Linked DNA regions of Mus musculus: all the other regions are linked to region 1. The links are chromatin loops, found by intact Hi-C in ENCODE. Cell type or tissue: left cerebral cortex. All regions are shown on one strand.

Region 1 (2,500 bases):
GGTGAAGGAAGGGAACATTTTGATATTAATATATAAAAATAAATAGCTATGTGGATGTTTAGAACATAATTGTGTCGTTTACTCTCATTCTTAAGAGACAATGAAGTTATCTACAATAAAATGTCCTGTCAGAAAATGATACTTTCACATTTTTGTCTTCCTGTGCATGTTTCACTAATAAAGGTAACATACACTCTGTATTTGAAGTATCTTTTTCAAAAACTTACATTTCTTCATGTCTTTTAGAAAGGTGAATTTCTTGAGTAAACAAGGAAGCCATCTTTAATCAAAGCTGGGCTATAAGTTTTCTGCTAAATAATAAAAACATTTAGTTATCTTTACCCATGTGTTCAACTGTGCGATTTGGTTTTAGTACTGAAACAATACATTAATTCTCTCAAAAGAGAAAACTGACAATTTTATGTGTAATGTGAAAGAATGCACTCAAGCACATTTTTATTAATTTTTTTTTTTTTTTTTGCATTTGTCAAATTCACTCAAAACACCATGGATCAGGTAAACTCAAGACGCTTCATATCTGCTACCTCCACCCAAGCTCTAATCTTAAACAGAATTTCAACAAACAAACAGCCGGCACTAAGACTAATGGACATTTTAACAGAAAGAAAAAAAAAAACCTAAAAATTCAACACACACTCATAGACAGAAAGGCAAACACGTCTGAGGACCAACTGGGAACTCATGGTCTTGCCTTTAGCGGAAGACTGCTCAGTGCTACCATGACCCTTCCAAACAGGGGAAGTATTTTTACATGTGTAACTTAGGAAAAAGTCGATTAAGTCTGCCCGCCGCGTTCTAGCAAGTCAGCACTCGCGTTTGGAGACTTCCTATGGCACACTACACCAGGCACCACTCCCCTTGGCTAAAGTACTTGCACAAGTATAGATGGTGGGCTAATGACGTGCTCTGAACGCGCTAGGCTGAGCACACAAGCTAAAGGTGCCCCACCAAAGGGAGACACATCCAACACTGACATTCCGTGAAGGAGACTTCCCTAAACTTTCTGAAATTAAACGCCGCTCGCTCAGGATCGGATGGCGACCGGACGCCCGAGCTCTGGGTGCTCCGCACACTGCACAGGGGCCTGCCCGGCCCTTCAGCAGGCTCCTTCTCCGCCCAGGGCCCACCTCACGCCCGGCTTCCTCGCCTTCCTCCCGGCGAGGTTTGCAGCCGACCAGGGCAGCGTCCAGGCGCCCCTGGAAAGCCACTCCTGCCGCCTCTCTTCCTCTCCTTCGGGAGCAGTTCAAGAAAAACTCTGCCTTTTGAAGCGAGGAAGCGCCCAACGGCCACCCCAAGTCCCGCCTTTCGTCCCAGAAAACTCTGGAAAACCTTTCTGGTCACCTGGCTCCCCTCATTAGCTTCCTCCTCATCCCCCCCTTGCCTCAGGGGCTACGGGCTGTGACCACACTGCGCCCACCTCTGAGCTCTTCCGGGAACGCGCCATGGACGACGCCTGCGCAAGACCTGGGCGTGGTCAGGCAGCCATGTTTGCGTACTTTACGCTCCTGACGTCAGTCAGAGTCCCAGCTACTTGGCTTGGCTTGGCTCTGGCGCGGGTTCGAGCACCTCAGGGAGATGAGACTGTGGAAGATTCCCCAAAAGGGGCCTTAGAAACCTGGAAGAAGATGTGGTGATAGCTCAAGCTTTTAAAAAGTGGTCTCTGCATATGTTATAAAGTCTTCGGGGAGTACAGTTGGCTTCCTCCCTGTAACATATTCCTCCTTTGGAATGTTCCAGTGGGGGGGGGGGGGGGGGAAGGCGTGAGTGTTGTGGGGACTATCCAAAGACTTGTCATTAAGTTTGTTCATCCGAGGCCTGCAGAGCAGCCTCTAGGTCGCACACAGATCAACACAGCAAGTTCACAGCCTTGTGTTGTTTAGCCCACAGCACTCCTCCCATGTGCAGAAGTGTACCCTTACGCTTCATTTTATTCCTTGAAATAACTTTGTGAGCGAGTAGTTCTGTTTATTCTTTGCTTATAGATAGAGATATGGAAGAGTGATAAAGTCTTAACTAAGAGTTGCACAGCTGGTAAAGGGTAAACAGAACACATTTAAGTGAGTTTTTCCTCCTAGGTTACCTACATTAAATGTAGCACCGAATTTAGACACTTTGAACTCAGTGTGTCCTTTATTTTGAAAGCCTCTTTTCTACACACTTAGGTATCTTCACTTCTTTACTTCTAGGGCAAGGTCTCACTATGTAGACCTGGCTAGTCCTTTAAATCACAGGACATACCTCTGCCTCTCTGCCTCTCTGCCTCTCTGCCTCTCCCCCTCTCTGCCTCTCTGCCTCTGGTCCTGGGAGTAAAGGCATGGACTATGATACTTGGCTCTTCCTATCTTATAATGCTACTCTCTCAATAGAGGTATTATTTCATTCTCAGTGTGGGACTTCCCACTTCCCCAGCCACATTTTTTTTTTCCACAACAAAAGAACATTTTGTGTTTTGTAAAGTTCCCTTTAAATTTTGGTATGT
Region 2 (2,500 bases), 130 kb after region 1:
GTGTGGAGAAAAGGAGATGAAGAAAAAATGTAGAGTGTATCAGTAACCAAGAATCAACTCGAGGCCCTGTTCTGCAAACACCCAGATTGTAGTCTCCTCTGTTATGAGTTTTCATAAGCTACAGTGTGAAAGCTGACCAGTGCTGGCCCAGGGTGACCAAGTCTTACTTCAGTGGCTTTAAAATTACTTTGAATTGAAACCTTAACTAGTGTATCGAACTCAGGTGTTCTCTGATGTGGCTCAGGGCTGGCCTAGATGGGGAAACAGAAGCATTACGAGTAAGTCATAAAATGTCCAGGTCAACCCATCATGGGGAGGGGGTGGTGAGAGGCAGGAGTCAATGTGTGCTGTTTTGCAGGTGACTGCCTAGCTCTGAGATGTGGAAAATCAGCAGACAGAGTCAAGGCCACTGTCATACAGCAAGGAAGTCAACAAAGCCAGAGGGAGGGTAGCCAGCCCAGGTCAGCAATGGCAGTGGCAGAAGCGGCAGGCATACTCTGGACATGGGATTGAAGACGTAGTTCCTGTCTCTGCAGCTTCTGGTTGCATGCAGCCCAGCTATAGAGCCTTTGGAGTGTCTGCATTTCTCCACAGTACAGACTCTGCCTCTGCGCCTGCAACACTCAGGGTGACAACAGGCACTCCTCTTAGGATGTGCCACCCCTGTGCTGGGGCTCACCATGCTACCCATTCTCTGGGTAGGGAAACTGAGGTGTGTAGGGGATAGGGAGCTTATTCAAAGTGCATGACTGTGAAGCCTCGGTGGCAGGGCTGCACGTGGACAAACCTCAGCTCATCCTTTCCTTATGCTGAACAGGGGCATACTCATATACGGCATCTTCTACCCAAACCAGGATGTGTTCGGGGATAACAGCACAAGTTCAGCCCTTACAAGCAGGCACAGAAAACCCCAAACTATACCTCACTACTTATACTAGTATAAACAGTTAATCAGAGCAAGACACATTTTGGAACTTCATTCAACTTCACATGGAAACCTTACAGTTTAAGGATAGCCATGAGTACCAAAAATCAACTCTCACATAAGACTAAGCGCCAAACACAGAAAAGCCCTTCAACTGAATGTTGAGTTGACTCCTTGCCTCACTGTGTGATGATGGGCCCATCTGTTTAACTCAGTTTCTTCACCTTCACCCTAAGGTCTTTGAAGATGCAAACAGAATAACTTGTGTCTGAAAACTGGGATGTACTTAGTGAGTTTCAGGCTACAATTATCCCAGCGCTGGTCATTTCTTATGAGTAGATGTGGGCGACAACCTCTTCATTGCACCATAAGGTGAGTGAAGGGCTCTGAGTGGATGAACTCCTGTATCACTTGATTCTGGCGGTCATTCATAATTACATATCTGAAATATTTTTATTTTGACAAAATTATACATCAGAAGCCACCAATATTCCTCCATGGCACAGTAAATTATACAGCAAAATGCATGCTTATCTCTGAAGGGCTGTATGTGTGCAGTTCAACAACATTATGCTGACACCTTGTGGTCACAGCTTTGACTGCATCCAAATTACCACTTGTAACAGAGCAGCCAGCGTTCTCCACTTACCACTCCTGTTTTCACAATCCTGGTCCCTTGGAAGATCCGGGTAGTATTAGCTGAGAAACAAAGAAGTTATGATGTAAACAACACACAATGCTCAGATGTGCTCCCAATAAAACCTTCCAATGGACACACAAATCTAAACTACACATAATTTTCATGTTACAAATATTATTTCTTTGTACTCTTTCCAACCATTCCCCCTCCAAGTCATACAGACATATTCAGATGACTGGGATCTAGCCAACTGTTTCTGCCAAGCAATTCACCTAAACTCTGTAATTATTAAGGTTTTGTTTCATTGAGATAGAACTTCAACAACAGTGAGATGCCCAGGATTCGATTACATCTAACACCTGAGCAACTACATTAAGGTGCATTTTCTTTCTTTTTAAAAATGATTTATTTATTATGTATACATAATTTTGCCTGCAGGTATGCCCGTAGGGCAGAAGAGGGCACCAGATCTCATTACAGACGGTTGTGAGCCACCATGTGGTTGCTGGGAATTGAACTCAGGACCTCTGGAAGAGCAACCAGTGCTCTTAAACCTCTGAGCCATTTCTCCAGCCCAGGAAGCATTTTCAAGTACTGTTGGGTTTCTGGGTTTCATATATTTTTATTTAAATGGGATTATATCACTCCAGTGTTTTTTCTCTATTGCCCCTTTGTTCACTATTTCTCATCCTTTCAATGACTCTAACATGTATCTTTAACTTACAACAATTTACTATTTTCTTTCTTTCTTTTCTTTCTTTCTTTCTTTCTTTCTTTCTTTCTTTCTTTCTTCCTTCCTTCCTTTTTCTTTCTTTCTCTCTCTCTCTCTCTCTCTCTCTCTCTCTCTCTCTCTCTCTCTCTCTCTCTCTCTCCTTCCTTCCTTCCTTCCTTTTTTTTTTTTTCTTCAGGACAGGGTTTCTCTGTGTAGCCCTGGC
Region 3 (2,500 bases), 53 kb before region 1:
GCCCTTTTCCCTGCACGTCCCTCTCAAACGTCTGAGCAACCAGTTTGCTCCCAGAAACATGTTAATTGCCAGCGGAGCTCATTAAGGCATGCACATGCAAAACACAGCGAGAAAGATTAACTGGACAAAAGCGTAGTAATGAACTGTCAACAATCGGGCCATCCACAGAACCAGCATCACTCAAGAACTCGGCATTTACAGGCAACAAAGGATTGTCTGGGACAGGAAGAAAAGACGACCTAGACTTTTGTTTAGTCAACACAATTGATTACAAATGAGAGATTAACAGGATAGCTTCAGATTTTTTTTAAAAAGAGGCAGAAAAGAAAAGTCCAATTAAGTCCACCGAATGTTAACTACATTGCGTTCCATGCCTAGCCCCAAAGAAATTCTCATTAAACCATCCCTGGCGATCCCTTTTGGAAAGTAATTTGTCTCCCTGATGGAGCAGAGAAAGAGAATCGTGTAAAAGAAAGCGTTAGTTCTTGGCACAATGAGCTTAGGAGACACACTAGAAAGAGCCAAAGGGGGAGTTAATGAGCAGCTGACAAACTACTTGGATTCAGGCCTAGAGAACAGCGATGAAAAGATGAAATTGGCCAACAACTATTCTTTATATCAAACATAAAAAGGCCAATCTGAAACGGGGCTGCTCAAAACTGGATGAAAGTAGCTCAAGAAAAGGGAGCCATGGCCAGGCCCCTTGCTGGACAGTGGACAGACAGTGTGAAGAACCCAACAGGCCAAGAGTTAGAAAAGTAGATGAAAAGCAGGCTCTCCACAGAGGACAGCCTCCCCATCTCAGACCTTTGCAGGTGCTGAGCTGAAACTCCTGCTGCCCATCCTACAGCCTGGAGATGTTCTAAGAGAGAAAGAAACGCATCAGGCCAACATTTGAGGGGAACCTCCCAAAGTTCTTTTAATTTGATAATTAGTTCCTGACATTTACCCTTTCTCTTTAATACCTCACTTGGCCTCTGGGGGGTACCATATGTTACCAACATATACTAAGGTGGTCTACTAGCCTTTCTTTCAGTAGCCATTCAAATTTCTCAACCCAATTCTGCGTTGGGGAAGAAGTGGCAAGAAAGGCAAGACTTTGTTCACACTTGGCTTGGTGGAATAGGGCATGGCGTATTTAAAATCTCATCCCTGTTTATCAGGCCTAAGAAATTGTTGTATTTTAATATGTCCTTGTTTGAACAAAGTAGGTCAAGATTATATATCTGAATAAGACAGGATACATGTGTTCACTAACTGTAAACATCCAGGCACTCCTTAGAGCAAGAATGTTTGAAGGTTCTTTAACACAGTGCTCAGCCAAGCCAGCACAGAATCCACAGGTGAGAAGGGGGTTTCAGAGTGGCTCAGCAGCCAAGCACCCCGGAACAAAGCCTGTGATTCCCATTTCTGATTAGGATGGGTGCCACCCCAGACAGTAGAGTCGAGCGTTTTGATTTTGAGTCTAGGTTTGTTACTTTTCCTCAGATCCTTGGTAACAGCTATCACATTTCTGAGGGCTTGGCTTGCACCTCGGGCTTTGCTCATGCTTCACAGAGAGAAATACATTGGTGTCTAGAAGTAAGGAAGGAAAAAGAAATACAGCAATTCAAAATAAAAACAGACATCTAAGATTAAAGACGACTCCTGGTTCTCAAAGCACAGAGGTGTTACCGAACCTAGAGAGGTGCTGGAGGAGAGGAAGAGCCCTGAGTTTCGTTGCTGCAGGCAGACCAGCTTTCTGGTAAACAGTGTTCTCTTTCTCTGAGCTGCAGATGTGACCAGCGATTGGTCCTTGAATCCTTCCTGTCTGATTTTTTTTTTTTTAATCCGAGGTCTTATTTGGAGCTTTTTGTCTTCAAGGAGTTTTACTTTTTACTGTGGCTCCTGAATGGTTGATTTTCTAGGGGAAGATGAGCCACTTGTAAGGAGAAATTACCCTATAGTGTTAGGAGCTATGGAACTGACATGGAAGTAAGCTGAGTTCAGATCCTGCCTTAGCTGCACAAGCTGATAAGGACTTTTATCTGTTTCTGTATCTGCAAAATGGGCATGTTGGGGGCTGCCAACGATGCTGGCCCCAGCATGGTGCCTGTGGGGAGAGAGAACTGAACCCTGCAAGTTGTCCTCTGACCTCCCCAACATACCCAAGTGCGTGTGAGTGTGTGCACACACACATTTGACACACAACTTTAAATGGACATGGTAAGAATACCTGTCTCCCAGGCGTGTGGTAAGGAGGGAATGATTAAACACAGAACTGGGTCTTCAGAACAGCAACTGGCAGGTGTGCACAATCATTCTAAAGACCCTACTACCAGAACTAATTCCAGTAGGAAAAGCCCAACATTTTATGAGAAAAACCACTGGAATTCTTGAGTTGATTCCTCCCTAGACATGTAGCTTCTTTAGTCTCTTGTTTGTTTATTAACTAATCTATTTCTGAAGATCAAACACAGGGCCTTGGGCACACCATACTTCTTCACCCCATCTTCAAGGA
Region 4 (2,500 bases), 50 kb after region 1:
ACCACAGGCTACACTTATGATGTTCCTGTAAGATTACAATGCAGCTGGGAATTCCTATTGCCAGTGACATCATAACAGAGAAGCATCCCAGTGTAGCAGCACCTCTGTTTATGGTAATGCTGGTTTCAGCAGGCCTTGATGTCAGTCATAGACAGTTTAAGCTGTATAGTTATTACATTTTAAGTTTCAAAGATAGCCCTCCTTCAAACTGATTGCTACCTGGTCAGACTTCTCACTTTAAAACGTAAACGCCTTTGTGAAGCTGACGGGTGATTTCCTTGAGTGTGAAGAAAGTTCTTAATATATTTTTTGACCATCTGTATTTACTCTTCTAAACTTCTTTCACTAATAAACTTTGGGTAACATCTGTTAGGTTTGTTGCTTTCAAATGGTTTTATGAATGATGTTATAGTGTTCCTAGTACATGTTTCAAGTGTTTTCCCCTTCTCCAGTTTTTATAAACATTGTTTATGATCATTTTTGTTTCTCTGGAATACAGTGCAGTTTAGATGTAAAGCAAGGTTACCCTTGATTGTGGGGGAAGAGATTGATCTTGAGAATGCTGTCTGCAGCCCAGTGTTTTTTGGTTGTTTGTTTGTTTGTTTTTTTTTTTTTTGTTTTTTGTTTTTTTGTTTTTGTTTGTTTTTTTGAGACAGGGTTTCTCTGTGTAGTCCTGGCTGTCCTGGAACTCACTCTGTAGACCAGGCTGGCCTCGAACTCAGAAATCCACCTGCCTCTGCCTCCCGAGTGCTGGGATTAAAGGCGTGTGCCACCACCGCCCGGCTTCAGCAGTCCAGTGTTTTTATAAAGATTTTCTTTTATACCTTCTAATCTGTGTTTGTCATGTTCCAAGAACAGATTATAAACACATTCTGCTGCTATAGCCCAAAGCCCACGCACTGCACGTTTTCATTTCATATTCTTCTCAGAACACTTATAAACTTCTGCTCCATCCTATCCTATTTTATAAGGATTTTGGAACCAGACTATCAAGGAACAGAAGATGATGTTAGGATGTTTACAACCCTGTATAAATATACAGATAAGTTCAAGGGAAGGCACGTCTTTCCAGCTTTGAAGTTTCTTCTTCACAAAACCATGCCTTTTCTCCCTTTATTCAGGTAGGCTGGGTTTCAGCATTTGTTTTTTGTTGTTGTTGTTTAGATCTTCACACACTGTATTTTTGGTTAATTCCTAAGTTCATAGAGTCTCTGCTTCTCCTCCAAATGGCCTCTTCTAGTGGCACTGTCTGTTTGCCTTCAGTTGATGTTGACTTGGTAAACTTGTATACAGGCACAAGGCACAACTCTTGAAGAAACTCTATTAATTTGTAGGTTCTCTGGGCAGTGGGCTACATCTTTGAAGGTTCTCTGTGTGGCAGGCATATGATGTGAGCACTGCCTCTTTATGTTTTATTCTTATTTTTGTGTTTGCTATCTCAGTTAGACCCTGAACTGATTAATGTACCATCACTGGAAGCAGGAATACTTTTTATGGTCAAGCTATTAAAGATCTGAATACAAATAAAACCATGTGCCATGGGCTTCTTGTAAACAGTATCAGGTTAAGGATAGTGGCTTATTTTCTTTGTTTTGCTTGCTGAAGGCATTGGTGGGGGTATGAATCGATGCTAATTTATTCTATTATTTATTATGGAGGTTTTCTACTGATTTTTATCATTATGTTGATTTAAAAAATATTCCTTTGAAAATGTCTTGAATTCATTCATACATTTTGGTAATGGTTAGTATGATTGCTAGGATAAAGCGTATTTTCTCATAATATGCAACTTTATACACTAGATTTTGTTAGACCGTATTTTACTCCTGATGTTTAGAATATTCAGGACTAGCCTGTACACTGCAATTCTGGTGCCAGCCTTCTCTGTTTAATTAAACAGACATGGACAATTGTCCGTGCTCCACAGTCTCACTATGACTGTGATTGTTTCAATGCTGTTCACAGAGAGATTTGGGGCCCAGGCCCTCGGAGAGCTGTCTCTCTTCCTCACTTCTTGGCAACACTCTTGTGTGCTGTGATCTCTTCTAGATAACCACATACAAGGAGTTAACCCTTCCCAATGAACCTATCCTGCTGTTGTCTTCATTTGATATCAAAGAGGCATATTCAGGTGAAGTGACTGGCTCCACACTCTTTTTTTACTTGGATATTTTATTTATTTACATTTCAAATGTTATCCCCTTTCCTGGTTTCCCCTCTGCAAACCCACTATCCCATCCCCTCTTACCTTGTTTCTATGAGGGTGCTCCCCTAACCCCCACCCTCACCCCGAACCCACTTCTACCTCACCTCCCTAGCATTCCTCTACACAGGGGCATTCTTCTTCACAGGACCAAGAGCCTCTCCTCCCACTGATGCCAAGTAAGGCCCCTTCAGTTCCTTCAGTTCTTTCCCTAACTCCTCCATTGGGGTCCCTGTGCTCAGGCTGATGGCTGGCTTTGAGCATCTACATAGTATTGGTCAGGATCTGGCAGAGCCT

What was found. Hi-C counts contacts between places; a loop is a spot of excess contacts. Peaks named below come from ENCODE experiments on the same cell type or tissue, not always from the same donor. Only the 100,000 strongest peaks of a DNase experiment are listed, where the experiment ranks them.
Region 2: it touches region 1 in a loop (4-fold over the local background); 10 of 42 quality-filtered maps call a loop at or near these places.
Region 3: it touches region 1 in a loop (12-fold over the local background); 4 of 42 quality-filtered maps call a loop at or near these places.
Region 4: a loop joins it to region 1, with 2.1 times the contacts of the local background. A loop is called at or near these places in 6 of 42 quality-filtered maps.

Annotation. Positions count from the first base shown.
Region 1 is chr14:12,283,196-12,285,695 of GRCm38, reverse strand. It overlaps 3830406C13Rik (RIKEN cDNA 3830406C13 gene), which reads right to left and starts at 1,493. Exons shown (of 5, transcript NM_178141.3): 1 at 1,439-1,493; 2 at 228-311. The coding sequence starts at 280. In left cerebral cortex, no CTCF peak of the experiment used is centred here; DNase peaks (open chromatin) are centred at 908 and 1,482; H3K4me3 peaks cover 1,220 bases; H3K27ac peaks cover 996 bases.
Region 2 is chr14:12,151,140-12,153,639 of GRCm38, reverse strand. Ptprg (protein tyrosine phosphatase, receptor type, G) reads right to left here. Exons shown (of 30, transcript NM_008981.3): 11 at 1,575-1,624. Among named protein-coding and RNA genes, the nearest start is that of 3830406C13Rik, 130 kb to the left of the region's middle. In left cerebral cortex, a CTCF peak has its summit at 1,502 (motif pointing left); a DNase peak (open chromatin) is centred at 1,512.
Region 3 is chr14:12,335,844-12,338,343 of GRCm38, reverse strand. No RefSeq gene overlaps it. Among named protein-coding and RNA genes, the nearest start is that of Gm24578, 3.2 kb to the right of the region's middle. In left cerebral cortex, a CTCF peak has its summit at 982 (motif pointing right); DNase peaks (open chromatin) are centred at 141, 508 and 1,573; H3K27ac peaks cover 316 bases.
Region 4 is chr14:12,233,611-12,236,110 of GRCm38, reverse strand. The region is part of intron 28 of Ptprg (protein tyrosine phosphatase, receptor type, G); the gene reads right to left. Among named protein-coding and RNA genes, the nearest start is that of 3830406C13Rik, 49 kb to the left of the region's middle. In left cerebral cortex, no CTCF peak of the experiment used is centred here; no DNase peak of the experiment used is centred here.